Linked DNA regions of Homo sapiens: region 1 is linked to region 2. The links are chromatin contacts, found by Hi-C or POLR2A ChIA-PET in ENCODE. All regions are on one chromosome and are shown on one strand. The core of a region is the stretch at or near the end of the contact, and the rest is flanking DNA. Distances in the headings are between cores, read along the strand shown. Region 1 has its middle 11 kb from the start of LINC00412. Region 2 has its middle 130 kb from the start of USP12-AS1.

Region 1 (6,012 bases), core at 546-3,045, 230 kb before region 2:
TATTTCTAAAAAGAAGATACGTAAATCGCCAATAAGCACATGAAAAGATGACTAATGTTCTTAGTTGCCAAGGATATACAAATCAAAACCACAATGAGATACCACTTTATACTCACTGTAGTGGCTGTAATAAAAAAGATATAATAACAAGTGTCAGCAAGGATGTGGAGAAACTAGAACCCTCATGTTGCTGGTAAGAATGTAAAATGGTGCAGCCAGTTTGGAAAATAGTTTGAGAGTTTCTCAGAAGGTTAAACATAAGAGTTACCGTGTGACCCAGCTGTTCTACTCATAGGTATCCATCAAATATAAATGAAAACATTTTCACACAAAGATTTTTATGTGAATATGCAGAGCAGCAATATTCACAAAAGTAAAAAAGTGGAAACAACTCACATGTCCATCAGTTGGTGAATGGATAAACAAAATGTGATATATCTATACAATAGAATACTATTTGACAGTAAAAAGAAGTGAAATACTGAGACTTACTGCATGAATGAACCTCAAAAACATTATGCTTGGTGAAAGAAGCCAGACACAAAACAAAATGTACTGTATAATTCTATTTATATGACATATCTAGAATAGGTAACCATATAAGGACAGGAAGTATGGTTGCCTAAATGTGAGGTGAGGGGGGAGTAAGGACTGACAGCTACTGGGCACAAAGTTTATTGTGGGGATGATGGAAATGGTCTAAAATTAGATTGTTGTGATGGATACACAACTTTGTGAACATAGCAAAAACCATTGAAATGGGTTAATTTTATGGCATGTAAATTATGTCTCAATAAATCTATTTAAAACAGATAAACACTGGCTCTTGTCCTGGGAGGGCTGTGCTCTGAATGACAGCAGGACATAGCAGTGAGGTAACAATATGCCCACTGGGACCTTGGAAGCAGAGTGTTATGATAGTAGGGTAGTGGATTTCAGCATTGCCGTTTTTTATTTTCCCTCAAATGTTTTAATTCATTTTTGTGAAAAGCATGGAAGAGGTATTACAAATTTTTTAGCAGTACCTCTCATCCACATTTCAAAAAAAAGTCCTATTCTAGAATTTTGAATGGGTGGCATTTTATGTTAATGACCAAAGAATTTGTCTTTAACCTCTGTTGGCAGAATTTCAGGATTTTGTTACAAGGGGTCACAAGGTGTTGGGGAAAGGACTTTGGCTTACAGGTCTGGAGACTGTCATCAGCCAAGTGGCTGGCTGTGGGCAAATCTGCATTTCTCCACTATGCTCCAGCCTTTTTAGGGGAGCTTTGTGGATTTGGCTCACCAAGGTTCCTTTATCATCTACACTTATATGCAATAGGTAGCATTGTTTCTGTTCTCAACAGCTGAGGTAGCTATTAATTCTAGAAGGAGGTTAGAGCCAGTGTAAATTTCTGGTGGGAGTGGGGTCCTGCATGCAACCTTCCTCCGGGTGCTCTTCCTTCCTGGGTGCATCCACCCTCCTAGGGTGCATCTGGAAAAATGCTCCAACCTTTCAAGGTTTGGGGCTTTCCTCTGTGAAACTTAGCAATCTTCCTTTTAAAATTTTTAAAAATTTCTGTTGACTTTTTATTTTGAGATAATTATAGATTCACAGGAAGCTGCAAAAATAGAACAAAGAGGTATTTTGTGCCCTTCAACCAGTTTCCCCCTGTGGTTACTTTTTACCTACCTACAGCACAATATCAAAATCAGAAAACTGACTTTGGTACAACATATGTGGATAGTTCTATGCCATTGTATCACATGCGGAGGTTCCTGCACGAGTGCACACCACTACTTCATGACACAGAACTATTCCAACACCTGACAGCTCCCTTGTGTTACCCTTTTCAGTTACACCACCCCTTTCTTTCACCATACCTGGCAACTACTAATCTTTCATCTCTGTAATGTGTGATAGTGAGAATGTTAAATAAGTGGAACTGTAGAGTACATCAGCTTTTTTTTCCTTTTTTTTTTTTTTTTTTTTTTACTCATATGATGCCCTTGAGATCCACCTAAGTTGTGTTTATCAACAGTTTGGTTTCCTTTCATTGCTTGGTAGTATTCCATGGTTTGGATGTGCCAGTTTAACCATTTACACATTGAAAGACATTTTGATTGTTTACACTTTGGGGCTATTTTATCAGCATTACCCTTATGAAAGTAGGAAAGCTTTAACTAATGCTCTTGGAACCCAGGACACAAAAATGAGAAACTACTAACTACAAAAGGAGAGGTAAACCCTGTTCTAATTGAATGAGAAAGGAGCTATTCGGGTTGACAAGTTTCTGGGAGAAAATTAAGCTCTCAAGTTCAAGAACCTCAGGTTCCTTCATGCCTTCCTCAGTAGTATGCACCCTCTTCTCCGTCATCATTCACCATTCAAACAAGAAATAAGACAATTTTTTTAAAAATTGTGAGGTCCTGGTGAAGTGTGGTGGCTCATGCCTGTAATCCCAACACTTTCAGGCGGGCGGATCACCTAAGGTCAGGAGTTCGAGACCAGCCTGACCAACATGGTGAAACCACGTCTCTACTAAAAATACAAAAAGTAGCCACACATGGTGGCAGGCACCTGTAATTCCAGCTACTTGGGAAGCTGAGGCAGGAGAATTGCTTGAACCTGGGAGGTGGAGGTTGCAGTGAGCTGAGATCACACCACTGCACTCCAGCTTGGGCAACAGAGCGAGTCTCTGTCTCAAAAAAAAGAAAAAAGGGCCGAGCACATTGGCTTATGCCTATGATCCCAGCAGTTTGGGAGGCCAAGGTGGGTGGATTGCCTGAGGTCAGGAGTTTGAGACCAGCCTGGCCAACATGGTGAAACCCTGTCTCTACTAAAAATACAAAAATTAGCTGGGCGTGGTAGCGCATGCCTGTAATCCCAGCTGCTCAGGAGGCTGAGGCAGGAGAATCGCTTGAACCTGGGAGGCAGAGGTTGCAGTGAGCTGAGATCATGCCACTGCACTCCAGCCTGGGCCACAAGAGTGAAACTCCGTCTCAAAAAAAAAAAAAATTGTAAGGTCCTTTTCTTATATAAAAAAAGTTCTGTGTGTAACATATTCATTCATCCATTTCTTATTAAGTGATTCATTGTGTGCCTCTATGATACTGGGACCTGCTCTTAAGATGGGAACAAGTCCATGCCTTTGGGGAAATTATATAATCTCTAGGGAGACAGACGCTAAACTAAGAAGATTATTTTAAAAGAATTTCATATGTGGTATGAAGGACCAGCTGAGGCTACCAGAACATCAACAACATGATCTTTAATCTGAAAGATCAGGACAAATTATCCAGGGTAGGAGGCATAAAACCATAGGAGTGAGTGAGAGAACAGCACAGGGGCATAAGATTCAACACATTTTGAATCATTACCTGAATTATGACTACATACCCTTGGAAAGTACTCGTTTTATCAGAAGATACAAAATTGTGAACAAGTTATTTATACAGACCAATGATATATGGTGTAGGAAAAAGATGTACAAATTTCTATAATGCACTGGCAGATTTTTAAAAAGAATTTTTTTTTCTTGAGAGGGAGCCTCGCTCTGCCACCCAGGCTGAAGGGCAGTGGTGCGATCTCCGCTCACTGCAACCTCCACCTCCTGGGATCAAGCGATTCTCCTGCCTCAGCCTCCTAAGTGGCATTACAGGTGACCGCCACCATGCCTGGCTAATTTTTGTATTTTTAGTAGAGACGGGGTTTCACCCTGTTGCCCGGGCTGGTCAGAATTTTCTGTATAAACAATAAAAGTTGACTTTTCAGTTTTAGTAATAAAAATATTTTCTAATTTGTTAATCATTTTTTATCCTTATTTTTGGTATGTTTAACAAAATTTTAAGTGTGGGCCTATTCTTATTGTGTGTGTGTATGTTTATGTTTAGAGTGAAATACAGGACTGCAAATTAAAGGAAATGTATTTTCCTGTTCAACATAGAGCACACTATACTTCCTTAGGCACTTTCTACACAAAGTAGGTACCAACTAGAATTTTGTGTGATGGTTGAATAAATGTATATCTTACAAAAGTACTAATCTTGGAGTCCTACATAAGTTGGTGAATTCCCTGCCTTGTTTTTTCATTTTTAATTGAGGTAAAATTAACATAACTTAAAATTTAGTGTAGAAATCTAGCCAGGTATGGCGGCCCTTGCATGTAGTCTCAGCTACTTCAGAGCCCAGAGTTAAAAGTTACGGTGCACTGTGGGAGATTCGTCAGGGTGGTGGGAGAAATTATAGGAAAAGATGCAAGCCTTCTTGGAAGGCCAGGAGGTTTTGCAAAAGCTTCGAAAGAGGATTTGGCTGAAGGCAGGCAAATTATCTTATCCAGAGCCTGAGAGCAAAGGTTAGATAACAAGGGGATGTAAAGAAATTAATCTAGGTAAATTAGTTTGCTTCGGGACCTGGCCTTTAATCCGCAGGATTGCTTTTTGGGGCGGGGTGGGGGTGGGATGGGGTGGTGACCATATTAATTACCCACAAAGTGTGTTGACTCAAGGCCTTTGTTATTAAATCTGTACTGAATAAATGCCTGCAGCGCAGGCTTGTCAGGGCTGCGGCTGCTACAACCCTTTAGGACACCCTCCTCGGGGTCTGTGAGCGGCCTGGTCCCCTAGCCCGCTCTTTCACTGGATACCTACACCTGAGTACTCCTTTCATCCATCGCTGGGCCAGACCCAGCAGTGCACTCCAGTCTGGGCAACAGAGCAAGACCCTATCTCTAAAACAACCACAACAAAACCCATTTTAAGTGTACAATTCAGTGGGTTTTAGTCCATTTGCAATGTTGTGCAACCATCACTATCTAGTTCCAGAACATTTGCATCACCACAAAAGGAAATCTTTTACCCAATAAGCAGTCATTCTATATTGTTCCCATGACCCAGACCCTGGAAACCACTAATAGGGGATTTGCTTATTCCGGATGTTTCATATAAATGAAATTTATATAGCCTGTTGTGTCTGTCTTTCATGCAGCATAAATTTTAAAACTTCATCCATGTTATAGCATGTATCAGTACTTCAGGGTTTTGGGGTTGTTTTTAGTTAAAGAGCATATTTACCTTTGTAAATTTACCTTATTTCCAGACACATTCATTTTTAATAAGCTTACAAAAAGTCAAATATCTAAATAAGCATTTTATTCTTACAAGTTGTTGTTTTCTAAAGTTATACACTTATTCTAATAACATTGCCATTTCTTGAAATGTTTTTGAGGTTTTTTCCAAAAGAATTCTAATTTTTTGGGGGAAAATTTAAAAGATTTTTTTTAATTATGGCAAAATTTATATAACATAAAATTTACCATGTTAACCATTTTTTAGTGTACAGCTCAATGGCATTAAGTACATTCATATTGTTATGCAACCATCACCACCATGCATCTCCAGAACTTTTTCATTTTCCCAAACTGAAATTATAACTTTTAAGCAATTAACTTCCCCATTACTCCCCTCCTGCCAGCCCCTGGCAACCACCATTCTATTTCTCGTCTCTATGCATTTAACTACTCTAGGTACTTTATGTAAGTGGAACAACAGAATTTTTGTCCTTTTGTTTCAGGCTTATTTGACTTAGCATAATGTTTTCAGGGCTACCTGTGTCTCTCAGAATTTCAGTTCTTTGTTTTAACTTTAGGTTCAGGGGTATATGTGCAGGTTTGCTATATAGGTACACTGTGTTTCACAGGGGCTTGGTGTACAGATAATTTAATCACCCAGGTAATAAACATAGCTACCCGATAGGTATATCTTCTGATCCTTTCCCTCCTTTTACCCTTCACCCTCAAAAAGGCCCCAATGTCTGTTGTTCCCCTTCTAGTATCTGTGTGCTCGTTGTTTAGCTCCCACTTAGAAATGAGAACTTGCAGTATTTGGCTTTCTGTTCCTGTGTTACTTAGCTTAGGATAATGACCTCCAGCTGTATCCATGTTGCTGCAAAGGACATGATCTCATTCTTTTTTATTGCTGCATAGTATTCTATGGTGTATATGTACTACATTTTAAAAATCCAGTCTATCATTG
Region 2 (5,995 bases), core at 1,608-4,107:
TATTCATTTTGGAGTAAAAGATGGGATGGCAGGAAACACACAGGGCCTCATTTCTGCTTCTTTGGGCAAATCTTATTTTTAGTAACTCGCTTTGCCATTAATAAAACCACGTCTGATCATATGTAAAAATGATGTGTTTGAACTTCTTATTTTGCATACTTGCTCTTTAAAATTTTTTAAAAACATTTTTTCTTCAGAACTAATGCATGCTCATTAAAAAATTAAATATCAAAGTAAAACAAAAACTTAAAGCATCCTAAAATTGTGCCTCAAAGCCATAACCATTAATTACATTTTGGTAATATTCCTCCAGAATTTATTCTAAATATACAGATCTGTATATTTATTCTAAATATACAGATATACTAGAGTATAATACACACACACACAAGCATTATGCAGAAATGAATCCACACTCCATGAGGTCACAAACTGCTTTTTCATTTTAAGATATTTGTTGCCCATATCTGATGGTGTGGTCCGTATGCCCCCACAATCCTACTCTTTTTACCCAAGCAGCAACTCAGATGCGGAATCATCAACCTAGGGTCTGAGAGAAGCAGCTGAGATACAGGAAGGGGCCTGGCCATCTTCCCAAGGGCAGAATGAGCATGCCCTGGGTCCCCGACTGGGTCACACTCTGCTGCTCTGTGAGCTGGCTGCCTCTCTTTGTCAGGAAGACCAAGTTCACCGCCACGTGTGCTGGGGTGATTGGATGGGCCATGTGTGGCATCCTGGTTGGGTGGAAGCTGCCATGTAAGTAGTAAAAGAACAGAGCCAGAGCTGTCCTGCGCTTACTAGAGTTAAAGTCCCGCCATGTTTTGCAGAATTATCTAAAGCTTCCAAAGGTTATTGGAGTTATTTCCATTATTCAGAGCTGTGACCAAGTTTGTGAAACTGTATAACGTGGTTAAGAACATGGATTAAACATCTTTTAAGGGGCAGTGGTGTTGGCATGGGTTGTGGGTTCTGTGTGTTTGCGCATATGTGTGTGTGTGTGTGAGAGAGAGAGAGAGAGACTGTGTTTTACTAGCAATTTATAAGTTGTAGTCTCCATATTTTGTTGTAAACCCATAGTCCTTGTGTGTCCTCAAAATTTCTGAATGATCAATAGACATTGTTTCATGTTTGGTGAGTAAAAAAATTATATCTTTGAGAATTTTGATACCTCAGTACATCTGAAACATCTGAATAATACTTTGAGGTGTCTGATGAAAAATATAGTTGCTGCAGAGTCTGTAAATATCTTTTCTCCTCTCAAATTTTGAATAACATAAAGCCCAGGTTTTAATAAATGCTTCCAGGCTGTATTTTTTCCTCCCGAAATGAACTCTTCCCTGCTCTTTCTGTTTTCCTGGCTTCCTCTCTGGTACCAGCATGTCCTGGGAGGACCTTGTGTCACAGTCCCAGGGAATAATGAATCTCACCGCCGTGGAGGTGAACAAGGACGCCCGGTTCATGAACCTCCATGGTGAGGACATTTGCCGTTATTTTTTAAAATTTGAAGTTTTTTTTTTTAAATCATCTCATTGTCTTGTATTATAGAATATTATAGAAGATAAACTATTAATTATCTCATACTTTGGACAGTTTTCCCATTAATTTAACAGAGTAACTGTTCACATTCTTTCAAGGCGGAATACAAAATTTTACAGCCAATAATTAGAAGGGGCCCTGGGGGCATTATTCCTGTCCATGGTGCCAGCATCATCGATGTTTTATTGACTTCACCTTTGAAACTAAGCAAGGCACAAAACACGTCCTTTTATGTCAGAGTCAGGAGATTTGTTTCCCAGCACAGCAACTGCACATCACTTCACAGAGACGAAGACTTAGGTGGAGCAAGGGAAGAGGAAGTGCGAAGAACCTTGGGCTGGAAGCTTTGTTCTTGCACGACTGCTGGTGCCTTAGGATGTTGTTTTTCCTGTCGAACTTCTGGGCAGCAGAGAGGAGGGAACTGCTGACCCACCTCTCCGGTCCCTCCTCAGGTAGCCTCATGCTCGTGCCTGAGGGGAGAGGGTTCAGGGCTTTCCCAGACAATCTGCACCTCAAGCTGGGGGCATCCACACAATAACACGGTACCTGGAAAACTTGTGGGTTGCTCTGTCACTTGGACCTAACTCACTAGGAAAATTCTGTGTTTCAGCTGGGCGTGGTGGCTCATGCCTGTTATCCCAGCACTTTGAGAGGCCGAGATGAGTGGATCACTTGAGGTCAGGAGTTTGAGACCAGCCTCGCCAACATGGTGAAACCCTGTCTCTGCAAGAATACAAAAATTAGCTGGACATAGTGGCGCATGCCTGTAGTCTCTGCTACTAGGGAGGCTGAGGCAGGAGAATTGCTCGAACCCAGGAGATGGAGGTTGCAGCGAGCCAAGATCTTGCCACTGCACTCCAGCCAGGACCAGATGCCTAAAAAAAAAAAAAAAAAAAAAGGAGAGAGAGAGAAAATTCTGTGTTTCTAGCTTTTTTTTTTTTTTTTTTCCTTGAAGAAGCTCAGGAAACAGAAGCAGATGGAGGCTGGTGTTAGATCCAGCTCTAACCCCACTGCACTCATCATTCTGGATTGTATTTTTGTGCTGATCTGCCTTCGTATGAGACAGGGGGACAGGTGGGTCCAAATCTGGGTGGCAGACCCTCAATTGCTACTTCCTGATGAATATGTAAATGAGCCCTTGGGACGTGTTTTAGAACATAGAACACCATGGTCTTCAGATGCCTGGCTGAGCAGGGCCTGGTGACTGCTGAACCAGTGGTCAACTCCTCAAACCCTTAGGGACGTGGCGCTTCCTCAAGGGCAGGATGTGGGGTTGTTTTGCTTCTGTTTTAGGAGGTTATTCTTGTTTCCTTAAAGAGATAGTGAATTCTCTCATGTCAGAGACCGTGGCATGCGCCTCTTTCATGGGAGATGCAGAAAAGCTATGAAACAAGCTGTCTGAAGCAGAATTGAAAGGGGACAGGGAGAGATGGGCAGGCAGGAGGAATTTATTTTGTGCTGACTGTGCAAGGTGCAGAGCTAAGGCTTTCCATACACATTACATAAACTCACCCTCACCTGCCCCCACCCTAAAAGACTCTGAAGAAAGTATTATTATGCCCATTTAAAAAATATTAAAAAACCAAAAGCACAGAGAGACTGTCTCATCCTGGGGTTTGGTTATGATGTGGCAAAGCTTGGTTTGAACACTGGTGTGACTTCCCTAGTCTAGAGTTGTTCATGCTGAGATGGGACCAGTAAACACAGGGAAGCTGACATGTACCCTAGTATTTAGTAATAGATTCTAAATGAGTCTTCTCAGAGATGTACGTGTCACAAAAGATACATCACAGTTGTGGGAATTCCACAGTTTGGAAGAGGCAATAAATCCTTAAAGAATTTTTGTATCATTTTATGTTAATAGAAATTTTAAATATTTTAAATATATAACTTACTATATTCCAGGCAAAATGCTAAGTGCTTTGCGCATCTTACCTCATTTAATACACACACACACACACACACACACACGTGATCCAGTGAGGCAGGTGCAAATATCATCCCCATTTTGCAGATGGTGAAATTAAAGCTAAAAATACCACAGCCAAGAAAATCTTGAAAAAGAACAAAGTTGGAGGACACATGCTCCCTGATTTCAAAACTTATTACAGAGCTACACTAATCAAAACTGTGTGGCAGTGGCATAAAGAGAGACATATAGACAGATGGAATGAAATAGAGAGCCCAATAAACCATTTTTGGTTGATTTGTCATATATGGTTGAATGATTTCAACAAGGGTGTCAAGACCATTCAATGGGGAAAGGGCAGTCTTTTCAACAAACTGTGCTGGGGAAACTGGATATTCACATGCAAAAGAATAATGTTGCAGCCTTACTTAACATCATATACAAAAATTAACTCAAAATCAATCAAAGACCTAAACGTAAGAGCTATTACTATAAAACTCTTATAAGAAAACATAGGGAAAACTTCATGATATTGGATTTGCTAATGATTTCCTTTGTATAACACCAAAGGCACAGGTTAAAAAAATAAATAAACTGGACTTCATGACCATTAAATACTTTTGTGCATCAAAAGATACTATAAATACTGTAAAGTGACAACTTACAGAGTGGGAGAAAATATTTGCAAATTACATACCTGATAAGGGATTAATATCCAAAATATATAGAGAACTCCTAAAACTCAACAACAAAAAAGTCAACACTCAATGCAAAAACATCTAAAGGACTTGAATAGATATTTCACTAAAGAAGATATACAGATGGCCAATAAGCACATGAAAAGTGTTCAATACCTCTAATCATAAGAAGAATGCAAATAAAAATGATAATGAGATAAAACCACACACCTGTTGGGATGACTACTAACAAAACAAAACAAAACAACACAAAAAACAGAAAATAACAAGTGTTGGTGATCATTTGGAGAACTTGGAAACTTTGTACAGTGTTGGTGGGAATGGAAAATGGTGCAGCTGCTGTGGAAAACGGTATGGAGGTTTCTCAAACAATGAAAAATAGAACCACTATATGATTCAAAAATCCTACTTCTGGGTATATTCTCAAAGCAGGGTCTTAAAGAGATATTTGTACACCCATGTTCATAGTAGCATTATTCACAATACCTAAAACATGGAAGCAACCAATCCAAGTGCTCAACAATGAATGAATGGATAAAATTCATTCAAAATTCAAAATGTGGCATATGCACACAATGAAATATTACTCAGACTTAAAAAGGAAAGAAATTCTGGCATGGGTTACAACATCATGAACCCTGAGGACATTATGGTAAGTGAAATAAGCCAGTCAAGAAAGGACAAAGACTAAATTACTCCACTTGTATGAAGAACCTAGAGTAGTCAGATTCATAGAAGAGAGAATAGAATGGAGGCTGCCAGGAACTGGAGGGAGGAGAGGCTGAGGAGTGGTTTAATGGCTGTAGAGTTTTAGTTTTGCAAGGTGGAGAGAGTTCTGGAGATGGGTGGTAGTGATGGTTGCACAATAATGCGAATGTACTTAATGCCACAGAACTGTCCACTTAACAGTGGGTAAGATGGTAACTTTCATGTAATTTTTTTTTCAAAATAAGAAGTTGGGGTAAAATACGGATAGTACATGATTTGCTTTGTCATGGACTAGTTAACAATGGAGTTAGGATTTAAAGTCAGGTTTTTCCGATTCCAAAGCTATGCTGGACACACGGTGCATTGTGTCTGTTTGTGTGGCTCACAGGTGGCTTGATTAAATATTTTGCCACCGAGGTGGCTGTGTGTGTGGCACATGGCCCTGAGGTCCCTGGAAAGCAGCCACCTACAGATACGGGTGATGCTACATGCAGAAAGAGAGCAGGGGACCTCCAGGAAGAGCCTGAGGAACTCGACAGAAACCATGGGGATGATGAGATGTGAGGTGAGCACGGAGATGGTGATAATGATGAGCATGGGCTCACATCTGCATTGCTCCATGACCGCAGAGGGGAGCAGAAGGGGACCCCGCCGGCCCTAGGCTCCTGTCTGCAGCCCAGCCCCAGTGCCTCTGCTTCTGCCGCAGAGCAAGGCAGAAAGAAGTTAGGCTCTGGCTGGAAAAATTAAACAAATGAGATAGAACAAATCCCTAAGTATGCCTGGAAAATTCCGCTGGCTAATTAGAAATGCTAAGGATGCTAACAGAGCAGACATAAAGTTCACAAATGTGGTGAAATCTCTTTGTATCTAGATCTGAAACCTTGCTTTTCAGATAGAGACACTGGGGTAGGGTGCCAGTCACTTAGAAATCATACCAGCCAACATGTAAGGACCGACTGTGTGCCAGGCCCTGATATAAGCCTGTTCTGTGTAGCACCCCTACCTTCCCTCATTCTCAGGAGGTAGTGTTGTGGATTGCTGAGCCTTCTTCAGCTGAGCTCCTCCTTGGATTTCATGACATACCACAGATTCCCCTTGATAAATCACTTTTTTTTTTTTTTTGCTTAAGCCAGTTCAAATGGGT

The links. Hi-C counts contacts between places; a loop is a spot of excess contacts on that map. ChIA-PET counts read pairs that join two places held with the same protein, here RNA polymerase II (POLR2A). Pooled maps may share reads with other maps.
Region 1: a loop to region 2 is called in a pooled map, with 2.0 times the contacts of the local background. The contact joins two enhancer-like sites. A Hi-C loop is called at or near these places in 3 of 50 pooled maps. POLR2A ChIA-PET finds 5 or more read pairs at or near these places in 3 of 52 experiments (MCF 10A, PC-9 and activated T-cell).

The regions. Positions count from the first base shown.
Region 1 is chr13:27,222,919-27,228,930 of GRCh38, reverse strand. No RefSeq gene overlaps it. Among named protein-coding and RNA genes, the nearest start is that of LINC00412, 11 kb to the left of the region's middle. Within about 2 kb of position 1,795, at least 2 of the 41 ENCODE cell types and tissues checked have a DNase peak (open chromatin) inside an H3K27ac peak, as active enhancers do.
Region 2 is chr13:26,994,358-27,000,352 of GRCh38, reverse strand. No RefSeq gene overlaps it. Among named protein-coding and RNA genes, the nearest start is that of USP12-AS1, 130 kb to the left of the region's middle. RefSeq lists an enhancer at 2,748-3,017. Within about 2 kb of position 2,857, at least 4 of the 41 ENCODE cell types and tissues checked have a DNase peak (open chromatin) inside an H3K27ac peak, as active enhancers do.